Linked DNA regions of Mus musculus: regions 2, 3 and 4 are each linked to region 1. A link is a loop called in an ENCODE intact Hi-C map of the cell type or tissue named here. Cell type or tissue: left cerebral cortex. All regions are shown on one strand. Links, peaks and the distances in the headings refer to the core of each region. The heading gives the core; the rest is flanking DNA.

Region 1 (6,103 bases), core at 401-5,400:
CCGACTCTGATACAGGAACAGAAGTCTTCATAGGTGACATGGTCATCACTCCTGAGGCTGTGGTCGTCATGTGTGGAGCAGATATTGTCCCATAAACTGGGGTTCTCGAATGTGGAGCTATCTCTCCTGAAGCTGGAGGTCTCACTAATAGCAGAGGCCGCTCTCCAGAGGATGGGGCTTTTGTGAGCAACATACTCATCTCTGATGAGTCCGAGGCTCTCAATAGGGGTGTGGACATTGTTCCAGAGCCCTGGGATCTCATTTGCACCCCTCCCAAGGCAACAGGTCTCATGAGCGGTGTGGACACTCCTCCAGAGTCTTGAATGTTCATTGCCTGACTAGGCATCTTCTCAGAGGCTGTGGCTCTCATTAGTGGTGTGGATGTTGCTCCAGGACCTGAGAGTCTTGTTTGAGGCATGAAAATGCCTCCAGAGGTGGTGGCTGTCATCTGTGATGTAGACTTTGTTCCAGAAGCTGTGGCTCTTGTTAGCAGTGTGGACATGCCTCCTGAGGCTGGATCTGTCATCTGTGGCATGGACAGACCTCCAGAAGCTGTGTCTCTCATTAGCGATGTAGGCGTTGCTCCAAAAGCTGCAGTTGTCATTTGCTGCATGAACATTCCAGAAGCTTTGGATGTCATTAGTGGCTTGGACACTGTTCCAGAGCCTGGAGCTCTCATCTGTGGCACGGATATCACTCCTGAGGCTGTGTCTCTCATTAACAGTGTGGATGCTGATCCAGAGGTTTTGGCTGTCATCAGTGGGATAGACATTGTCCCGGAGGCTGTGGCTCTCATTTGTGGTGTAGATGTCAACGCTGAGGCTGTGGTTCTTATTTGGGTTGTAGACATTGGTCCAGAGACAGGAGCTCGGGTTTTCTGTGTGGACACTGACCCAGAGGTTGGGACTGTTGATTGTGACACAGACATTATTTCAGAGGCTGTAGCTATAACTGGCTGTGTGGACATCATCCCAGAAACTGAACATCTAATTTGCTGTGCAGAAACGGCTCCATTTGATGTGGACTTCATAAAACCTATGGGCATTGTTCCAGGTGTTTGGGGCATTGTTAAATGTGTAGACATTGTACCAGAGGCTGTGCTTGGCATTTGTTCTGTGAATATTGCTCCAGGGCTTGTGACAGCCATCAGTGGAGTGGACATTGATCCAGAGACTGGAACTGTCTTTTGTGATGTAGACATATTTCCAGAGGCAGGGACTCTCATTAGCTGTATGGGTGTTGCCGCTGTATCAGAAGCTCTCACAGGTAGTGTGGACATCAATCCAGTGGATGAAACTCTTATTGGTGGAGCAGACATGACCTCAGAGTTGATATTTTGTGTTGTATCTGGGGACATCACTCCAGAACTAGATGCTGAAATCAGTTGACTGGGCATCACTGTAGAGGTGAGGGCTGTCATTAACAGTGGGGACATTGCCTCAACATCTGGGACTGGCTTTGGTAATGTGGCTATTTCTCCAGCATCTGGGATTGACAGGAGTGGTGTAGGCATTGCTCCAGAGCCAGAAACTGGCATAGGCAGTGAAGACATGACTGCAGAGTCTGAGCCTGACATGAGCACAGTGGGTATCCCTTCAGACTCTGGAGGATTTGTTGGCTGGGCTGGTGTTTCCCCAGAAGCTAGAGCTGACATGATCAGAGAAGATATCGCTTCAGAGTCTGTGCCTGACATTAGCAGTGATGATATCTCTCCAGAAGCTAGAGCCGTCATTAGCACTTTGGACATTGCTTCTGTGTCCTCATCTGTAATTTGCAGTGGGGACATTGCTTCTGAGCCTGGAGCTGTCATTGGTGGTGTGGATGTCACTCCAGGGTTCATATCTGGAATCAGGAGTGGGGATATCTCACCAGGATCTGATCCTAGCATTAACGATGCCTCGGAGGATGAAGTGCTCATTATAGGTGCAGATATCACTCCAGAGGACTGAATTGGCATTGCCAATGGTGATATCTCTGCAGAATCTGGGGCTGCCATTAGTGATGACATTGTCCCAAAATCAGGTATTGACATCATCCCTGGGGACATTAACCCATAGTCTGAAGTAGACAACAGTGGGGACAGTGTTCCTGAATCTGAGGCTGGCATTAGCAGTGGAGACAGTGTTCCAGAGTCTGAAACTGGCATTAGGAGTGGGGATAGTGTTCCCGAATCTGAGGCCGGCATTAGCAGTGGGGACAGTGTCCCAGAGTCTGAGGCTGACATCAGTGGTGGGGACAACGTCCCAGAGTGTGGTGCTCCCATGAGAGGTGTGGACAGACTGTCAAAGCCTGGCGATGTCATCAGCTGTGTAGATGTCCCTTCGAGATCTGAGGCTGAAGTCGAAACAACAGGCAACTGCAACTGTGAATGCAGGATTTGAACTTCTGCTCTGGTCTCTGTCATTGGTCTAGAGAAAGTTGCCCCTCTGTTTTGAGGGTCACCATTTTCCTCCTTCATCATATTGTTGAAGCGTAGTGAATGTAATGGTATTGACATATCTGCCATGGCTACAAGGCAGGGTTGCAGACTCTAATGTGTTGACATCAGAGGCACTGATGAAACCCACAAATCAATGAAATCTGTAAACAAGAGGAAAGATTAAAGGTCAAAAACCAATTTTAGAAATATATTCCAATGATTCATAGAGGCTGCTTTTATGAGTTGTCACATATATGGCTTTGAAAGTGGGTCTATCAGTTTGAAGAAAATATATAGCAACAAATATCCCCAAAGCTGAAGCAACTATCCTTCCAACCTCTGTCCTCTTTTAAACCAACCCATACCCAGTTATACAGCACAGCTTCCATATTTATAAATGCCTATAGTGGGCTCCAGAGCCAGAGAAGCCCTGTCTCAAATGAGTCAGCAGCACCACCTTCTGGCCAATTACAAGAAGTTCAGATTCTTTGCCTAAGTTATTCAAAGGCAAGTCAACCTAGGTACTGGTAGGCAGGAATGAAAGAGCCCTGTACTCCATGATAATTATTGGTTCCTAATGGTCATTGAATCCCACCAATGGTTTAACCCAGATTTTACTAGTATTATTAATGTCTTTCTCAGGAAACATAGCACATTTATCTGATCAATGACTAAGAATAGCATTCTGCAAAGCAAAACCTTGCTTAATATTAACATCATCATTATTATTAACAGCCACAGCTACAATCCTACTTATTGCTTACGTAGTAGGTGTGTGGATGACAGAGAACTTTAACTTCACAGAACTTTAAACAGCCTATGATGTGCATGACATTACAAGCCTGGTTCTATTTGGACCTTAAGTAGTATTACTATGCCTGTTGTACCAGTTTTCTAAGATTAACAAGAGTTGCATCTAAAATAGGAACACTGTGATGGTATCTTTTGCCTCTTCACCCTTTCCTTGGAGTTACTTGATCTTTTGGTATCCCTGACATTGCGTGTAGTTGTTTGTCTGACATCCTAGCCTAGAGATCACTGGCAGCTTATTCTCCAGTATGCAGAAATTTCAAATTCTCCTGTTGACCTAAGAAGGGGGCTGGCCACTCTCATAGCCTCACCTCTCTAACCTGTTTCCCAAAGCAGCCACAAAAGGGGTGCACTGGCACACGAGCTGGAAACCCATGTATACACATTACTTAAGATTAACATGTTCCTGTAACCTGATCATGGCCCTAAAAAAGAAGACTGGCTACTTTGGGGCAATGTCAAAGAAAGCATCAACTTCGTGGCTTTGGGCCTCTGTAACAATTGGAACACTAAGAGCAGAATTACCAACAGCAAGCATTTCTTGCACTCATTAGTTCTGCTAGGCACTTTACCTGCCTTGTAACATCTACACAGCAACCCCTCAGAGATGCTGGGCAATCCTCTGGGAGAGTGAAGACTCACAGAAATTTCATCATTTGTGTGTGGTTTGAAAGATTCTCAGGCCCATCCAATTCTTCAGCCCCCTACTCCTCACTAATAGGCTGTAATGATTTGCTTCTTTCAGTCCTCAATCCCATTGACTAGGAAACTCTAAGGTAAGGCATCATAAAAGAAATACTAGGTCCTTCAAACACTTCAGTTAGCCTAATCATAATTCATGCCATGAGAAAGATTGGCCCCCAAAAAATCAATCCTGCAATTCCACCTTTCACCATCAATTAATCCCTGTGTGCAGCACAATTTTCCACGAGTCACAACTCAGAAAGTTCTTACCTTACCAGTGACAGAAAAGAGTCATAGTGTCCTTTCCACTGTAGCTCTTTTGGTCTGACCAATTGACTTATACCCTGTGCCAGTTCATTACAGCAAGGTCCAATGCTAGCAGCTGTTCTCTGCAATCTCCCTTAGCTATCCCATGCCACACCCCCCTCTTGCCCGCCAGCCAGCCTGTTGGCCCGCCCACCGGCCCCAATGCTCTTGACTTGCTAGTGCATGTTCTGGCTCTCAGGTCCCAGATTCCTGCCTCTATATAGGCTCTGACATTTGCCTCTGGCCGCCTTTCTCTTGTCAGCCCTCCAGAAGCTCTACTTTAGCTCTTGGCCTCTGCGGGTCCCACCCCTTTGCCCCTTGCCTCCAATAATACCACAAGCTTCCCACCACGATGCCCACCTCTGGCTACCCCAAAGAGAAGAAACCATCACAACTAAAGAGATGAACCAGACAGTGTCCTCACTCTGGAAATGAAACGTGCATGCTCTCTGCAGCCAGCAGGCACAGCTACTCTGGATCCTAGACAAGGCAGCTGGCCAAACCAAGAAGTACTGGCTCAGTGTTAGAGGTAAGGACTGGGACTGAGGATCCTGAGAAGTAACATCCGTGAAACTCAAGGAGGTTCATGGGTAAAGCAGGGTGGGAAGAGACTGGGTGGTAGTGGCTGGAAAGTAAATACCTTAATAGCCACCCATAGTCATGAGCAATGTTAAAAGCCATTATGCCCCAATGACAAAGACAAATCTGGCAGCCAGTGTCCATTCTGAAAAGCTAGGATTCAACATGAGGCTCAATAGGTTTCAAACAGAAGGCAAGAATGTTAGACTTGAGCCTACCCAGTGAGGATCCCTTTCATATAAACAAAGGAGAAGCCTATAGTCTAGAAGGAGGGCTTGAGGTCATAGTAGAAGTACAGAATAATTACCAGAGTTTTCCTGCTGGATCTCCACCCCACCAAGCAAAGAAATGTTCTTGCCACGAGTGGTTAAATTTTAGTAGCAGCCATGGTGACAGTAGTGGCAGTCATAATAATACCTTGCCTTGAATACTCTTCTCTAAGTCAAAAATTGTGCTAAGGGCTTCAGAAGTCTTCTGTTATTTGCTCTACAGAATTACCCTTTGAGCTAGAGGTTTGTAGCTCTCAGTTTGCTGATAATAAAGTTGAGCTTCCACAGGTGTTATGGTTTAAATGTGAAATATTCCTCCACATGTTTGTGTGTTTGAATACTCGGTCACTGGCTGGAGAGACTGTATTAGAAGGTTATGAACATAGACCCTAGTTGGGGATGTAGGACACTGGTGGTGGGCTTTGGGGTTGAGCTCTGTTGTCTTTCTAGTCTTGCTCTCTATTTCCTGATTCATCCAGATGTTAGGAACTTCCCACTCTGCATGTTGTGGGCCAGTGATGCCCAGCCACCATGCCTTCCACATGCTGATATCTGGAACTGTGAGTAGTCCTCTTAAGTTGCTTCTATCAGAAATTTTATCAGTAACCAAATAAGTAACCAGATCCTCCCCCCAAAAAACTAAATGTGCACAATTCTGCAGGACTAGAGTTTACTGCTCAAAAACAAAGTTTCTAATCCGTCTCCGTTGAATGAGAAAAAAAAAACAGAAAAACGGTCATAGAAAACCCATTCTAAGGTTCACAAGAAGGCTCGGCAAGTTACACAAACACATATGACACAAGGCTAATAGCTGGAGCCCAATTCCCAGAACCCAAGGTAGAGCGAAAGAATCAACTTCAAAAATTGTCCTCAGACCCCCATATGTGCTCCATAGAAATATACATTCCTGTATTTACACTACACACACACACACCAATAATAACAATGATAATAATAATAAATATTTGGAAGGAAAACCCATTATTTTAATAATGGATTCATTATAACCACAGTTACTATTGCTATTGTACCTAAT
Region 2 (6,103 bases), core at 581-5,580, 350 kb before region 1:
GTTTCTGTACTCCATGGAGTCCTTCACTCTGGTGTCTGATCATAGCAGTACTCCCTGTTACATTAGCCTTAAGACTCACTGTTTCTTGGCCTCTTTTTTTTTTTTTTTTTTTTTTTTTACTTAGCCAAAGAATCTGTGGGAAGTGAAGCAAAATAGAAATGCCCTATCCTGAGAAATAGACTCATCTGAATCCTTACATATATACAGCAATTCCTGCCTTCTACTAGGTACTTGTTTAGTTTTCTCTGCTTTGCATTTGGCCAAGGTCTAGGAAGCAAAAGAGATTTAGTTGGGATAAACAATACACTAAGAGAATCATATATGCATCTTCCAAGCAAACATAAGAAAACCATACTTAGTTTGGGAGTCAGGGGAGGGTAGTGGAGCTGGTATAGAGTTCATTCACACCAGATGGATAGTCCTACACTACTCTGTGAAAACTACCCATACCATCAAGTAGTAGAGTACCCACACTGGATCCATACATGCAACATCTAACATTTAACCCCACTGTAAACCATTAAACATACTTAAGTCCTTTGAAAGCTTGCTATGTACCAGTCACAGGATTTTCCCTATCCAATTATACTAGTGCAGCTAGTAGCCTGTGATTGGGCAGAGAAAAGGAAGGTGGAGCGAAGAGTTGAGAGACAGGGAGCATCTCGGGGGAGATAGAGGAAGACCAAGATGGAGCTGGACATGAACCAGTGTGGCTTTAACCAGCCACAGGTAGTTATGATATCATAAGGTTAGAATGATTGAGATAAAGCTTTTATCATTATCAATTGGTTCTAAAATTATTATAATGACATATTGTAAATTGGAAATTTATTGGTATATAAATATAATTGGTTAATTATAAGCTTCAAGAGTTTTTCTTCTACTGGGTAAATGGGTGTTGTAGCAGCTGTCCATGGGGTGGACGGTCATAGCGTGGGGTTGGCATGGCAGTGAAAGGAACTCAGGAGCTCTGGCCCAGCCAGAGGGTTGGCGGGTAGAGAGAGCCAGTGGTGCCACAGCGGGGCTGAGAGTTGCTGGCACAAGCGCAGAATCATGCCAGTTTTTTTTAAAAAAATCTTTCTCACAACATGTACCAAATGTCATTCTAAACCTTTGCCACATAATTGACTTCCTCCCTAGAAGAACGTTCTGATAAATTATTCTTTAACTCGATCTAGAGAAGATAAAATGGAAGCACAGAAAGATAACTTAACCTCCCTAAAATAAAACAGTCGGTAAGTGGCAAAGCTTGAATTCTGACCCAAGAAAGCCTGGCTGGCTGGTTTGTAAGCTTTACTCTATACCGTGGATTGCTTTGTCACAGAGACAAAGACTCCATTAAATACTAGCCCACAATTCTGCCTTGGATTTCGTTTGCTGCCTCCGATTCTGAAGAAGCATCCTGCCCATCACTGACCAAACATTTGAGGAAAATGAGCTGCAGTTGAGCTCTGAAGTGGGGTACAAGTTCAAGACAAAGATGACACAGTCCTGCGATGGACTGCTCTTAATGGGGACAGAGTAGAGAAAGTCAACTCAAGAGAAACTCCAAAGGTGGCACCCGAGGATTATGAGGTATGAAGGGGGAAGAAGGGGAGACTTTAGCACTCGATAGATGAAGGCATCATAGTGTGATGCAGGCTCAGAAGGAAGAGCAGTGAGGTGGGCAAGGTAATATGAGCACTCTCACCTCTAAAGTGTGAAGGTGCGGGTGAGCATAGCACTTTACACATTGTCTCCAGGGCCATCGACACGGCTACCATGTGAAACAGCAGGTCAGAACTGTCGTCTTACAGGTAAGAGGATTATTAGTCTTACAGTCACTGTGTCGAGACCCTACGCTCAGCAGCAGAATTGAAGTTTGCACCCAGGGCTGTGTAACTGAAAGCCAATTGGATGGAAGACACAATATAACATACAACCTTACTCACCTGTTTCATTGCTCATCCTTCTATTTTTTGATTATGGTTGTAGCTGTCTCCATTATTTCTGCCTTTCCGGAGCCTTAAACTTGGCTTAACACCTGACAGCCCCTCACTCTGTGAGCTGGCAATGACTCCTAACCCTTCTCCATTTGTCAATATTTAAACTCCATATTCCCCACCACTGCCTCGCTCTCTCCCAATGCTGGTACCCCTGTAAGCCTTACCAGACTCAAGTACAATGAAACCCACAGGTTTTGAGGCTCCTCTCTGCTTACTCCCCATCTTGTGTTCTTCGCTTTTAGGCAAAAATGGATGTGACTTTTCACTCTCAAATGTTATGTTTTGATCCCCCCAAATTGATGATTCATGCTGCATACTGTTCCCCGTGTGGTTTATGCCCTGTATTGTCATTGAGTTTTGTTGTTATATTTCAGGGAGGTGAAGGGGAGCAGAGAAGTGCTTGTGAAAACTGTAATCATTTACTTACATGGTTTTTGCTGATTGAAGGAATGTCTGTATATATTTTAATCCTCACACGCTCAGAATGGAATGGTATGATTTTCAAGATTATCTTTACAGATGAGGAAGCAAAGAGAGGGTAAGAAGCTTACTCAAAATTCCATAGTTAGTGAGGGATAGAACAGAAATCAGAACTCCATCAGAACTCAAATCCATTTGGTTCCAAATGCACTTCATGGTTGGCTGGAGACAACGTGTTAGATTCATCTTTCATAATCCTTGTGACATTAGAAGAACCTCAGCATAATTATAAGGTAAAATGTCCCAAAGAAAATCTCTCAGGATTCCAACAAAACATATAAATAATTCCAGGATGACTAAAAATTGTCAGGGATACAATCAAGTATGTTGATTTAACACCACACAGCTAGTCCATGAATTGAGTCAAACTTTATGATGCCTTATTTTTTTAATGGATTCTTGTGTCCAAGTGTATTGTATGATGGCTGAAAGCAGACATGTGTAGACCATACTTACCATTGGAAAAAATAGGGCACATTGCCTGACAGTGAATGTGACAACAGGGTCAAGTAGGCCATCTGGACTTCTCTTAAAAAACATTTCATTGCCAACCAGCAACTAGGTACAGTAATAGGGTACAGTGACTAACAAATGACAAACATTTTATTGTTCTCATTTAACAGGATCTATCAAGTGGAAATGCACATCACACACTTGCCTTCTTTAGAGAAATTGACCATTCATGGTTCAATGTCAAAATGGAGCTTCGTTCTCCGGCACTTCTGAACTCTACCACAAGATGGCAGTGTTCTCCAAGTTTCTAATAGCTTCGGAAGGCTACTATTGTTAGATGCCATTTTCTTTTCAGGAGTCATGGGTTACATTAACCATCTCTTCTACCAGTAAAAGAATGTCCAGATGTTTTCCATGTTGTTCAAGGGTGTATTTGTTAATATCTTGGTATTTTAACAGTAACCTTGAACTTGCTCAAGCATATCTGAGTCTCCCCAGTTTAGCTCAAACACTGTGCATACATATCCTGTTGTAAACCGTGAGCTAGGTCCAACACATACAGAGATAAAGTTGCACAGATGTGAGTTTTAAGAAAACAACATCTTTTTTGAGATACTTACCTATAAACAAAGAGCTATATGACCATATCATAGGCACTGTGATCACCAGGTAGAGTACCCATCTCCATACAGGGATGTGAGGACATCCTTCAAGAGACTACGAATTAAAATCTGCATCTTAAAGATGAGTATATCTTAACTGAGGTATAAAACATGCTTGTAAGACAGGTAGAAAAGGAACAGATTGGAGAGAAATGGTCTCCAGAGTGTAGGATATGCTGGGGACCTAGGTAGCAGGTGTTGAGTACAATAGTAAAAAACAGTATCCAGTGCAGGGGCAGGGAGAGTTCAAGACAAGGATTCAATTGCAACACTGAAACCAGTAAGGAAGACTCGAAACCATGCTCTCCTCACAAGTATTTGAGATAAGAATGTCCCTTAACTTGGGTTAAAGAGTGACTCCTGCATTCCTCACCACCATAAAGGACAGTTCTTAGGAACATTGGCAAGGATTTATTGAATCTCTCAGAAGTACAGAGCACTGTGCTAAGATCCCTTTAATACCAGCAAGGGGTCTATGCAGTCAGTACTCTGACTGATGCCATTAACACCTTCAATTTTCAAATGAGGAAATCGAAGTTCGGAAAGTTTAAAGGACTTGTTCACAATTGCTAGGAGTTAGGATTTGGACAGAGCAGAGGAGCGAGGAAGGGGTTAATGGGTAAAGCCAATAGGTAAGAATTGGCATTAAGCTTTCTGAACCTCAATATACATATATGTATACATATACATACACACACACACACACACACACATATGCATGCTATGTGCTAGGCTGTCTTGCTGAGTGTTTATTACCTCACTTAGTCTGTACAGCAATGCTGTGCAAAAGAAATAATTTTCACTCCTATTTTGCAGAATAGTACACTGAGAAACTGAGTAATTTCAGTTTTACCCAAGAACACAAGTCTTATAAGTGTTTGTGCTGGATTTACAAACAAGAATGAGGGCACTTGGGACAGAAGAGATGAATAGCAAGTAGGCGGGACAGGAAGCAGCATGAAGAATGAGAATCACAGCAAGTGGGTATTGCTGGGTGCGGAGACGGGGCTGGCTGGGAGGTTAGGATTGTGAGGCTGGGGAAATGCACAAGAGCTACATTGTGACGGACTTGAGGTACCCTCTGGTCAGTTGAAGCACAGTGGGATTTTTAAACAGGGCTGGCCTAATCTTCTCAGCATGATAATTGCCTGCCTTTCTCTTTTAAAGATTTCATTAGTATCTCCGATATGTGTATGTGTGTGCACACTCATACCTGTACATGCTGATATCTGTACATATCCCCAGAGGCCAGACAAAATGTTAACCTAGAAGCTTCCCTTTGGGGAGGGGAGTTCCAGTGGCACAAGGGACAGAGAGGGTAGTGGGAGAGTGAATAGACTCAAATACATTATATACGTGTATGAAAATATGATGATAAATCCATTCCTGTACAATTGATACAAACTAATTAAAATAATAAACTGCTAACACCCCCCCCCAAAAAAAAAGGCCAGCTAGGACTCGGCAGTCTAGAAAAAGAGGACAACCTTTGCTTTCCACCCACCCCCCCACCCACGGGCCAGCAAACCATTCAGAAAGCAGGTGCAGAGGGAGAGCGGGAAACACAGTCTTGTGGTGAGGCTTTGTTCTGTTTTTATTTGCTTGCCACACAGGGGCACTCAACTCATTTCCTGTGTCATTATTTCTAAAGACATAAAGGCTGACATTTTCATTAAGACTTACCATATCTATGTCATAAAATTAAATTCCAAGAGAGACACACAACCTGATGGTAATAAAACTGCAACCCAAGACTGGAACATAATGGGAACCTCACGAATGTGTGTCATGTTTTTGCATGGGTAAAAATATCACCCTCTTTCTCCTAAGCCCCTGGGCAGCACAACCTAGTCAAATACTCCTAGAAGATCTAGTTATATCCCCCAAGGGCCCAAAACACTTAATTTTCCCTTTAGACTTTAAGAGTTTCCAAGAAAATCATTCAACCATTATTTCACTGAGTGACAAAAACGTGCTCATGCTTTTCTAATACAGGGTGGATGGATCAGGACCTGGTGATTTTTGAGGTTTAAATGCATGCTCAACAGTGTTAATTATAGGGAGGAGGCCACTTTGTTTTATTAAAGATAGTCTAAACATGTCTGCTTAGAATCTCCGTATGACAAGATTGTTTCCTGCCAAGAGAGCTCTACCAGGAAAAAATGTGAGACAAGTAAAATAAATGAACACTAGAAAAAGTCATTTCGGTGGAGGCAGAGAGGGGAACATGAAGTCCAGGGAAGCATGGCATAATCCCTCAGGCCCAACTTTATGAAATCTCAAATATTAAACCAAATTAACAATATGAATTGTTCGGTGTAGTGGCTGAGCACATCCATTCTGGAATTAGGATACCTGAGTTTAAGCATTGACTAGTTTTGGTCCGCAAGCACTCCTTAAGACTTTGGTCAATTGCTCTCATAATGCTTCTGACTCCTACTGGATTATTAGTTCTCTGTGTAAGGCAAAGGGTGATGGAGTAGTTTCTACAAAAGTAATTTTTTTGGAGTTGAATAGAGTTGT
Region 3 (6,103 bases), core at 725-5,724, 180 kb before region 1:
GTGTTATTACAAAAGACTAAAAAGCTAGAAAAGATGTACATTTCAATAAAGATCTTTTATTGTCTCACCTACCTAAGGAAATTTCCACTCCTCCAAGCCATCACAATTGAACTAATTTTTAGAATGTTTGCTCTTTGATTTACTACTTGACAATTTCCCACAAGAATACAATGTATTTTGATCAGATCTACCACCCACTCCCCTCCTCCTCCCTCCTCTTCCAGTGTGACACTCACGTCATGTTCCCTTTCTATCTTTGTTCTCCCCCATCTCTCTCTGCCTCTGTCTCCCCTTGTCTCTGTCTCTCTCATTGTCTGTCTGTCTCTGTTTCTCTCTTCTTCTTCTTCTTCTTCTTCTCTCTCTCTCTCTCTCTCTCTCTCTCTCCCTCTCTCTCTCTCTCTCTCTCTCTCTCTCTCTCTCTCTCTCTCTCTCTCTCTCTCTCTTCTCTCTCTCTCTCTTGTAACCTAATGATTCCAATTAGTGCTCCCTATTGAAATGGTGACTGATCTTTTGATCTTGATTGTTTGCAGGTCTAGTGCAGATAACAATAGCTGCAGTAAATTAGTGATTTAAATAACACACCATGTCCAGAAGAGACCCATTTCCCAACATCCCTCCACCATCATCTACCTCATTATATAGTCATCTATTTTCAACCCTTTGACAAGTTCATTTTGTGATATTTTATACCATATTTGAAGGTATATTTTCTATATTTAGATGGATTTAGACACACAAATGTTTACTACCGTAATCCAAGTATCCCTACACTATTCAGTATAGTAAATGTCATGCAGCCTAGGAACAGATACAGCTTAGACGTAAAATAACCTAGACCAGCTCGGCTTATTGTCAGTATGCTCCATGTTTGCACAACAATGCAATCGCCTAACAACAAAGTTCTCAGAATATACTCAAGTCATTCAGTAACACATGACTGTGTATGTAAAAATGTGAAGTATTTGCCCAGCCACAGTCTTCTTAATTAGATTAAGGAACTCTGCGAAGATGGAGACCCAGTGCCCATCACTTCCAGACATTCACCAAAGAGTTGCCAAGCAAAGAGTCCATCTGATGAAATTCTTTCTGCAGATGGAAAAAACAGCTCAGGGAATTTGTAAAAAAGTCCTTCAGAACATTTTCCCTCTAGCCAACTCTAAGAAAAACTAATAAAGTGTGGGTTAATACATACAAATGTCAAAGGACTTGTTTGCTTTGCAAAATAACTTGTTCTAAGGTGTCAAGGCAAAACAACTAATAAATGTGCAATTTGCACATTGACTATTGACTTCTTTTTTATTTTATTTTTTGACTATTGAGTTCTAAATCAGACGTTTCTGAATTTTGTTATAAACCTCATGACAATACTCAACTGTGAAGCATTCTTGCTACAATTTCACTGTTGTGTGAAAAGAAACATTTCTATTTCTGTGTGTTCTATTTCTATTGTGCTACAATATTTAAGAGACCGACAATGTGTGGTTTAATGGTTTTATATCTCTATAACTTTCCATATGTGTACATATGTTTATATGTGTACATATGTACATAGTTTAAATACAAAATGTCACTGACAGGCTCATATGCCAAGTCTTTGGTCCCTAGGGAAGGGTATGATGTTGAGAAGTAGTTGGACAATGAGAAGTTTGATCTAGAGGAAGATAGTCACTAGAGGTTTGTGTGCTATTGCCCCTCCCTATATTCTCTATTTCCAGTTCCCTATAAGCTGCTTTGCTTCACCACCTACCTATTCTGCACCATGATGTCCAGCAATGCCCACAACAGTGGGACTAACAAGTCATAGACTGAAATGTCTGAAACCAAGTCCCCAGTGTTCCTTTACTTTTAAAGTTTAGCAACCAGGGGGCTTTTTTTTTTCATTCATCAGCTATGTGTGCCAATCACGACGATTCTAATGACAAACATTGTAGACATAGTATCTATTTCCACAGAAATGCCAGTTTACCTACCAGGAAAAATAATACACTGAAGAAGAAATTACAATGTGGTAGGAAGTACAAGAGTCTAAGATACTATGGTGACAGAATGATCAAGGAGACCTATCTTCATTGTGGAGGGACATGGAATTTTTTCCAAAGAAAATAGCATTAAAGGTGAGACATAAAGCTTAGAAAAGTTTTACATACGATTTTGTTTGAAAATGATCTGCTCCCTTAAATGGGTTGAGCTAAAACACTGATTCTTCAAATGATTCCTATTATGATATAGGTTCCTACTACAAACAAACCCTAGAAAGAAAATACACCAAGGAAAACAAAAAGCAAAACCCTATAGAGATGAAACACAAGACAGAGAAGTTTTGATGTGAGTGGGGTGTCAGCTTTCTGGGTGGTTTAAGTGAGAATGGCCGACATAGGGTCATATGCTTGAATACTTGTTCTCTCAGTGATAGAACTATTTGAAAAGGGATTAGGAGGTGTGGCCTTGTTGAGGGAGGTGTGTCACTGGAGGGCAGGCTTAGAAGTTTCAAAAGATTCACACCCTTCTGAGATGGTTCTCTCTGTCTCTCCTGCTTGTGGTTTGCAATATAAGTCTCAGTTGCTGCCACCTCTACACTTCTGTATCAACTCTCTGATCAGCCCAATTAAAGGCTTTCTTTTATAAGTTGCCTTGGTCATGGAGCTTTATCACAGCAATAGAAAAGTAACTAATACACTTTCCATCCCTATGAAAAATACCTGAGAGAAATAAACTTCAAGGAGAGAAGGTTATTTTAGCTCCTGGTTTCAGAGGTCTCGTTCCTGGTTGCTTGGCTTAGCTGCTTTTACATCTGCATGCAAGGCACTATACCATTGTGAAACGACAAATGAAATAAAATCTTCCACTTCATAGAAGCCAAACATAAAGTGTATTTTTATAACAAAGTCCCTCCTCCAAACCCACTAATATGCCAGTCCATAATTGGATTGATCTGTCCATGAACTCAGAGCCTTTATGATTCAATCACCTCCCAAGGCCACAATGCCTGAACACGGCGACAACCCTATACAGAAAAATTTGCTGGAAATATATGTACAAGAAGAAATCTGAATTGTTATCTAAAAGTTAGTCAGAGAAGTTGGGGGAACACATTGGGTGTCAGTTGGGAACAATGGTGTTCCATAGTGAGAAGCATTTTATTATGGCTATTATCTAGAATTGTTGGTATTGATAAAAGTCTAATTGATTTTTAGTTGGTTTCTATATTGTTTTGAAATGTAATGACAATGCACCTATTTCTTGGCTGCACCTAGCTGGAGCCTGTCCTCCCTCGCCCCCGTATGCCACTAGGTGGCAGTCAGACAGAGGTTGGAGAATGGAAAAGTTTTTAACCTGTTTTTCAAGAACCTTTTGCTCTCCAATTCTAACAAAATCAACTGTCTGGAGTACCTCTTTTGAAACGACCTCCTAGGATATGGCCTCTTACAGCTCTGAGGAAAGTAGCCACTTATGGGCCTGAGGTCATGCCGGGCCGAAAGAAGAATCAAGGCTATCAGCTGGTTGTCAAGCAACTGAAAGCCCCCTTGTACAAGGACTGCTTGATTGTTTCCTCAAATGTCTCTTTGCTGTGGCTAGTGATGACCCAGTCTGAGTATGATTGGTCTCCTGAATCTGAAACAAAGGCATAATCACATGAGGTGGGACTGGAAAGCACCAGATATTAACCCCAAGCCACAGTCAGGGGGTGCCTAAAGCAGGATTTTATGGGCTTTAGAAGGCTCTGATACAATGCAGTGTGGAAGAAGGGAGTTCAGTGAAAAAGGAGAAAGTCGCCATGCATTAGAAGTAAGAACTATGGCCTATGGGTATCCTGAAGATTCAGAAACTAAGTAAAAGCTCTGAGAATTTTGAGACATTTTGGCAACTGTGGAAAAGGAACCTCTCCAGGAAAATGCAGACAATCTGGGTTGATTGGATGGCTTTGGATAGAAAATGGGACTCTGGGTTGATGAGGTGAAGAGGGCTTGTAAGCAAGTATAAGGGCAGAGGCTTCTCGGAAAGAATAAGAGAAAGAGAACAACTTAAAAAGAGACCATAAAAAGGAAATCTTTGTCATCTCTAAACTACAGCCTGCTAAAGGTTTAGGTAGACTTTGCTTTCTCTGTACCCTCTCAGCAGCTCAGGCATGCTTTTGTCTTGGTCCTATAGTTGATGGTTCCCCTCCCCTGATTTTTAGCCCCCAACCCTGTGGATTTCATTACACTGGTGATTTCTGTTGGGAATTTTTTGACACTCTTGGAAGCTGAGAACATTTGGGGTTTGGCTTAACTAGAGATATTCCACGTACATATTTAGGTGGAATATATTTGGTGCAAAATCAACTGAATAATGATCTATGCATTGAAGTTCAAACATTATAAATGCAAAAGAAGCCATGTCTCCATGCATACGTGGTATGCAAAGCAGAACTGTCCTATCCACATTAGATGTGGGAACACTTCTGATCACACTGTTTTTAGGGATGGAATTGTTTAATACCTTTCCCTGAATAAAATTAGTTCTTTCAATCTAGCATGTTAATGAATCCTAATAAGTTGATGACTTGCTAAATGAGAAGTTCATATGCTATAATTTTTTCCCATTCATTCCATGTTTTCTAGCCTCACAACCCATTATATAAATGAAAACTTTCTCTGATTATCTCCTGACAGTAATTATACTTCTAGTCTCTGTTTAAAAGGTTTTGTGCTTTACTAATCATAGCAGCACCCATGTACGCTTGAGAAATTCTACTAAAGAAATTATGTGGAATATGTTTATTCAAAGCCAAAACAACACTTTATTCAGAGTCTGATTTTTAGGTTGTTTACTGTAACTTTAATTCCACCCTTCCCCCTAAGAGTTATGGCTCTGCAAAGAACCATTGTCAAGAAATGATTGAAACAAGGAGTTTCATCTCTTTGAGAGTTTTGTGCTAAAGATACTTCTATGAGAGGACAGTCCTCTAGAGGCCCTGCCTCATCCCTCATAGATGATTTTTTATAGGAGGTCTGGATAGAGCTAGTTAAAGTTAACAAAAGAAAAATGGAGAAATGCCCATGTTTTCAGGATCTTCCCAAAATGCTTATGTCTACCACAAAGACAAACTCTGAAATAGTGCAGGATACTTACAGGACATTCAATGTTTGACTTTTGTTAACAGCCATTACCAAACAATAGGCCATTCATCAGAGTTTGTCTCCTGTCACAAATACAAAGGAGTTGATCTCATAAGCAGAGTTGGTAGAGAAAGGCCACAGGAACTTCACAAGTATACTAAAATCTACTTAATTGTACACTTCCATAGGGGTGAATTTTATGGCACATGAACTATAACATAAATAAAATTGGTAAGAAAAGAAAGTTTGAATGAATGTCATCAGTTACATAATTTCAATACAGTTGTCATATTAGGCTCCCAGTATGTGAACCCCTTGAGTATCCAATATCCAGGGCCTGTGAATTCAGGCTTTCCCCAGCTCCACAGAAGGCTGTTTCCTAATGATGTCATCTCTTTATTGTAAAGTCTGAAACAAAACAGTGATGATCACAGTAGGCAAGTGCAATAGAGTGATTAAAATAGCAGCTCTAAAAGCAGGCAGCCTGAGTCCCTGTCCTTGCTGTGTGCAATTGGGTAAGCCATTTCATCTTACTGTGTGAGCCTCATTATACTGTATTCATTGTTCCTGCCTCCTGACACTGCTTTGAAGAGTAATGAATTGATGCGCCCAAACATTTAGCATAATACCGAGGGGATTCAAATTCTCTAAAGCTGCTTGATAATATGAAACTGTTGTTTAGTAAATAATGGTAGCTAGCAGAGGAATTTGCAGTGGTGAGGTCTCACTACTCCCCTATACTCTCCCTACTGGATTATATTAAGAAAGGGACTGAAATAAAATTCTGCCTCATACAGTCAGAATTTTTTTATTCCTTAGCAAAGTAGGCTGCCATAAAACCTATTCCATGGCTGATAAAGCCTTAGATCTCTACCTTTGAAAGTACTCTCAGTACAGCTTATGAGAGATATAGCTAGTACATAGCTTCTAGTTGTTCAGTTGGGAATCTTGGCTGAAAATGAGACCTATTCAGGATAAACCCACTCCAAAGTAAAGAAAGACTT
Region 4 (6,103 bases), core at 531-5,530, 570 kb before region 1:
AACCTTGGAGAAGAGCAAATGCTCTATCTACAAAAGAGGCATTCAGTATTAGAGGGGGCAGAAGTTTCTTCCACATTCTCTCCTCCCTTACTTTCATTCATAGCAAATGAAGAAGGTGCCGCCATTGAAGGCTCGATTTCTAGGAAGCACTTATAGCATTATAGCACATGCACATGGACAAGAAACTGATGAGGTGGCAAGCCACACATTCCCTGGTGGAGCAGGGATTGAGGAAACTAAAGGGTAGTCATGTTTTTCAATTGTGCCCTTGAGTAGGCATAACACTGACAGCTGGCTTTTGGCTAAGCTAAAATAAAAGGTTCAAAATGAGTCAAGTAAGTTGAGTGAACCTCAGGCTTTGGCTGCAACGGCTTTTGCTCCACACCATTTCTCTGCTGTCTGGGAGTTCTCGCCCTTTGATGGCTCCTTTCAAAGGCAATGGAAAGATAATAATAGAATCTATCACTTGTATGTTTACTATTGGCAGACACTGAACTGTTTTCTTAAAGTATCTATCACATTTCATCCTCATAAAAAAGCCATTTTACGGATAAAGACACTATTAGGAGGGCTTAGTACTCAAACTAGGTTACACTTTTAGAAAGTGGCTAAACAAGGATACAAATGCTGGTCTTACTGACTCCTATGTTTATCCTCCTAATGGCTTTTTCATTAAAAAAAATGAGAATCTCCAAAGGTATAAAATAACACAAGTTCTGGAGATTCAATATTATTACTAAGCAACTGTTGTTAAATTGATGCAAATCCAGGCTTAAAACTTCAGTTCTTCCCATACACTGTACCAATTGCCTATGGTGAGTTTTAGGTATCACCAATGAACTATCAAATGTAAAATTGCCAGGCTGTTTCTCAAATGCTGTCTTCAAAAGGAGGTGGCAACTTAATCTTGATTAAGTACAATGATCTCATTAAGGCCTGTAGCTCTTTCTCTACCTTATGCCCAGTGACAGAGAACTCGATTACACAATTGTCTGGAAAGATGGCACAGCCCAGTGTTGAGCAAGATGTCTATGAGAAAGTTTATGTTGGCAAGTGGTTTCCTTAAATCACTTCTGGGTCTTTAAGTCTTTTACAAACTGAAGACCACTAGATGACCCAATAAAGATACCCCTGATTCCAAGCTTCAAGATTGTTACCTTTTATGACTGTTTCATGAACAAATGAAAAAAAGTAATTCAAAGGCACAGATATTTTAATCTTTCTCTGGCTCTGACTCTATGTGGAGCCTATAGAATTCTAAGATGAGGAAGAGGGAGAGACTAGAACTGTACTGACAACATGCCCCTGCCTAGCTTTTCCTTTTAGCTCCTTAATTGGGTCACAGAAGTAGTTCTTCTAGGCTTAGCCTTCTGCCATTAGGAATTTTTAAAAAGTACTATGATGGGACTTACTCTGTCCAAGACATTTTCAACTTAATGGTGGAGTCAGGGGGTTGCCTGATGCTCCTGAGTGAAGATATACCACATAGATATTACTTCACATCCACTTGTGCTCCGCACCATACCAAGTGGTGGTACAGACATTATTTGACACTCACTTGTGCCCAGAAAGACTCCAGTGGAGGAAGCCATGCACAAATGAGATTACTGTGGGCTTTTCTCGTGTTTGTAAATCTCTAGATCCAAGTTCATGTTCCTCTGGCTCATTTCTGGGCCTGTGTTTCTTTCGACTCTCTTAGAAGATCTGCAATCTGTCTCGAGTATAAGGAACTTCCATCAGCTTGTCTTTACCTACGCCTACAGAGAAACCTCCTCTGGGGACTCGTTAGTAACAGCTGTTGAAATTTCAGCGGGGTCTACATATGTGTGGGCCGACTCACAGTAGAAACGTATGTTATCATTCAACTATCTCATTAACCTTTTCTTTCCCTTTCTTCCTCTCTTTAATGAAGCAGAGATGGATGCTATTAAAATGTATTTTTAGCATACACTTTAAGCACAGGGGTTAATTGAAAGAGGATTACACAGGGTACCCATACATCTAAGTGTGGGTACAGGTTTCTCAAAGAGAGAATTGCCTTCTATTCCTCTGTAGAATGAAGTGTTCCAGGTTAACAGAGTATTAATATATGTGGGTAGATGTGCCGTGCCTAAGTGAAGCAGATCTGCCCTTTCCATGTGTATAACCAACAACAGTTTTATATCATAAACATAAAACATAAACATAAATGTGCTATTATTCATGGCCCAGCATTAAGGAAATAGATCTTTCCCTTACCGTCTTCTGAGGAAAATAGATAACAAGTTACGGCATGATTTTCTACAAATAATCACACCACGCAAAGCTCACCACTCTCACCACTGTTGTGTGGGATTGGTTAATGTTCTCTTAGCCTATACACCACTGAGAAAGTGTGTAACTACGAAAATGTCAATTTGTGAATGCACATAAGATGTTCAGAACAATATGTCTGAAGTTGAATGTGCGGGTGGGTTGCTATCAGTACTTGTGAGTCAATGTGGATAGATGGGGGTTACTGTGCCTCTAGTGGAGAGGGAGTGCTGTTCAGTGCCAGTGTGGAGACATATATTATCAATGTACCCATAGAAGAAGCTAAGAGTGTGGAGAACTTTACTGGAGAGTATGGGACTGCTCAGGCATATAGGTCAAAATGAGTAAGTGTATCTACCAAAGAGTTTTAGTGCGAATGTGGTAGGGTGAAAAATGAATGAGTGTAAATATCAATAACTGACATGTATGGTGTTAGCGACTACTTGTGTCAGTACATGTATGTATCTGTATGAACTGACTAGTGCAATATAAATTACCCGTGCATTGTGGAACATACCAGTAAAATGCATACTAGTAACTATGAGCACTGTACATGTCATTATATGTACCCTCATATGATATATGTAACAGTGTGAGGGTACACCCATATGAGAATAGGAGAGTGGAAATGTGTGCAAGGACTAGTATGTGGTAAGTATAAGAGTGTTTGTGTGAAAACATGTAATGGCATGAATAGGTATTGTTATGTAAGAGTATACAGGAGAGTTATGTGTTCAAAAGAATGAGTGGAAATGTGTAATTTGTAATGTGTAGTTCTGAAAGTGAGAGTGCATATTTTAAAATGCATGCGTGCAAATACATGGCTATGCATTAAGTGTGTCTGTATTTATAATTTTGTATGAGTAATGAAGGAGAATATGTACATGCCAATATGCATCTCTTTGTACATATCTGTACATAGGTGATGGTGTAAAAGGAGAAATGATGACACCAGGTGAACATGACTGTATTTATAGAAAAAAATGTAATGTATAGCTATATTTCAGGTTGTGTGTCTGAAGGCATAGTATTGAACGGGGTGATTATATACCAGGGTGAAAAGGAAGTTCTTGAGTGTAATATGGGCAAAATGTCTGCCTCCATGTCTAAGTGTGAGTCTCTGGAAATATGATGTGCATATCAGTGAAAGCAGACCTGTCAGTGGGATAGAGCAGGAGAGTGTAATAGTTCAAAAGTATACAAAAGGTTGAGTGGGTGATACTGTCTATATTGCTATGCTCTTTATATACAAATAGGGTGAGGGTGTGTGTATACCTCTGTGTACCGCAGTTGTGTGTGACTGTGAGGAAAAAATGACCATATCAGTGCAAACATGCTAGATAATATAAAACTGTTGTATTGTATATGGCTATGACTATGAAAAGAAGTTTGAGTTGGGCAAGGGGAAAGGCAGGGTATATCTGGGCACAAAGTGTTTGATTTATATAAGTGTGTTAGTAAGGGTATATATTATCATATTACTTACCTGTATAATGTGAGTAGATATAAAAATGTGTGAACATATCGAGGAATATAAAACCATGAGTAGGTGGGAACATTCAAGTGGGGTAAGGTGTATGTGTTGTATCATAATAAAAATGTGAATTTTTGAATACATCTATTCAGCTGTGTGTAATAGGCTTGTAAATATGCTTATATATGAGAGAGAGGTAAGAATGATAAGTGAGGGGGAACCTGGGAAGGGACATGACTCAGTAAGTACTGAATAATATTGAAGGCTAGGAACCTCTCCAGAAAATGTCTTTCCTCCCCAGATAGACATGTTGTTCTAGTTCTAGACTTGCCGAGCTCCTCCCAACCTCTATAATGGAGATGACAAACAATGCTTATAAATTCAGAATAAGAAGCATGAACTAGTTGAGAAAAAAAAAAAAAGAACTCCTTTGCAAAGTGCCTAGCTCAGTGTTGGCAACAGTAGATAGTAAATAAAACTTCTTATTGTAGCTGGCATAGAAATCGCAGAAGAGATGCTCAGACACGCTTATTATTATTACCAGTTCTAGTTACCTTCTGTCAGTCAAAGTCTATAGAGGATCCTGGACCTCTATAGGTTTCTAGAAAGGTGAATTTCTAGAAAGTCGAATGCATCCATATCTTCAATTCCATGGCTGAAACTCTGGTGCTTTCCTTTCATGAGAGTGCATCACACAAACTCGTGCTGCTGGGATATAGTTCTACCATCTTCTAGGCCCAGGTTGTTCTCAGAGTCAAAGAGAAATGGCTTACATAGTCTTGGCTTGTTTGTCTTCTTGAAATTCTTTGGGGGTGGGAATGTTGACTTGGGCAACAGGATAGATACCTAAGCAGCCGACAAAGACACAGAGAGACTCAGGAACATCAAATCCTAACTAGCCATCTAAGCTGCAGGGTATAGTATAGAAGAGCAGGTGAAGAAGGCAACAGAGGAAGCTACTGTGATGGCCTGTGGGGCAGACAGAGAGAAGGGCAGATGACAGGCATGCACAGAGAAAGAGAGACAGGCCCCATGTGTAAAGCTGCTTATACGGGACAGTAAAGACCTGTAAGACTAAAGACATGCCCTTGGTAATCTAGTTTCTCTGTTCAGAGAAATACTCCAAGAACTCCTCAAGGAATGATGTATGATGAGAGGAAAGCAATGCATGCTACAGATAATGCCTGCTACAGACAATGCATGCTAGAGAGCTAGGGGAGGGCATCTGCCTTTGCTGCCTGGTTAGGTGGGAAGGGAGAAGGAGGGTTGCGCCAAATTTTAGTCCCAGAAGCAAGGAAGAGTGGGTTGGGTACATTTGACTAGGAAGACCAAATTAAGATTATGGGGCAGTTGGAACTACAGGATCTGATTGGAGGATGGGGCAGGATCTGATTGAAGGATTTCTGACATGTGGCTGAAATGCCACTCAGATGTCCAGAAAGGAGAAAAAGAAAATGACAGTTTGATGGGGAGCATTTTCAGGTGCTTGACATTTGCAAAGGACTTGCCAATGACTGTTATGTTGTTTCTCCTCCTCACCGCAAAATGTAGGTTAAGGCTGTCATTCGGATATTAGGGCTGGAGGAACCAAGAGACAAAGGATAGCTATAATAGACTGAACACCCCAGAAAGAAGGGTCATACTGTGAGGCCTAATGTGGGGTCTGAGTTCAGATAAGTACGCAAGCTTTATTGGATCTCAAATACCCCAATCTCCATGCCCTGAAATTCATTGCTCACCTCACATAGCCACCATTGCAGGATCTCAGCAGAGGTGAATGCGGCCTGTGAGACTGGGCTGGGCTGCCTTGAGCTCTGACTGACCCGGTGCTGTGCACACCAGTTACCACATGATGCAAAGACTCAGCTGCCCTTTCTTGGAGGAGCCTACTGAGAAAAGCATTGTGGGAAATACTAAACCCTTTCTACAGCTGCCACTACTCCCTCATCTTACCGTCATATGTGCTAGGTTCCTGCGTGCGTACACACACACACACACACACACACACACACAGAGAGAGAGAGAGAGAGAGAGAGAGAGAGAGAGAGGCAGACAGATAGAGAAACAGAGACAGAGAGAGAGACAGAGAGACAGAGAAACAGAGACAGAGAGAGGGAGGGAGAGAGAGGGTATTTCAGATAATCATTTAAGAAGACAAGTGAGTCAGAAAGGTAAGATATATAAAAACATATTGCCCCGTAAGATTTTGGAAAGAGTATTGAGCTGGGAATTAGGAGTTGAGAGTACAGATTAATAGCCTCACTATTCTGGGCCTATTTCTTATCAACTATAGAAGATCTGCTTCTCTTGTAATTTTGGACACATATTAGGCAGGGC

Evidence for each region. Hi-C counts contacts between places; a loop is a spot of excess contacts. Peaks named below come from ENCODE experiments on the same cell type or tissue, not always from the same donor. Only the 100,000 strongest peaks of a DNase experiment are listed, where the experiment ranks them.
Region 2: it touches region 1 in a loop (14-fold over the local background); 39 of 42 quality-filtered maps call a loop at or near these places.
Region 3: it touches region 1 in a loop (4-fold over the local background); 13 of 42 quality-filtered maps call a loop at or near these places.
Region 4: it touches region 1 in a loop (4-fold over the local background); 10 of 42 quality-filtered maps call a loop at or near these places.

Annotation. Positions count from the first base shown.
Region 1 is chrX:143,095,997-143,102,099 of GRCm38, reverse strand. It overlaps Rtl9 (retrotransposon Gag like 9), which reads right to left and starts at 2,506. Exons shown (of 2, transcript NM_001040434.2): 1 at 1-2,506. The coding sequence starts at 2,506. In left cerebral cortex, for the core only: a CTCF peak has its summit at 2,879 (motif pointing left); a DNase peak (open chromatin) is centred at 2,872.
Region 2 is chrX:143,441,904-143,448,006 of GRCm38, reverse strand. No RefSeq gene overlaps it. Among named protein-coding and RNA genes, the nearest start is that of Gm23325, 31 kb to the right of the region's middle. In left cerebral cortex, for the core only: a CTCF peak has its summit at 3,196 (motif pointing right); a DNase peak (open chromatin) is centred at 3,202.
Region 3 is chrX:143,272,599-143,278,701 of GRCm38, reverse strand. No RefSeq gene overlaps it. Among named protein-coding and RNA genes, the nearest start is that of Chrdl1, 120 kb to the left of the region's middle. In left cerebral cortex, for the core only: a CTCF peak has its summit at 3,290 (motif pointing right); no DNase peak of the experiment used is centred there.
Region 4 is chrX:143,671,111-143,677,213 of GRCm38, reverse strand. All of the region lies in intron 1 of Pak3 (p21 (RAC1) activated kinase 3), which reads right to left. Among named protein-coding and RNA genes, the nearest start is that of Capn6, 150 kb to the left of the region's middle. In left cerebral cortex, for the core only: a CTCF peak has its summit at 2,479; DNase peaks (open chromatin) are centred at 1,737, 2,518 and 5,033.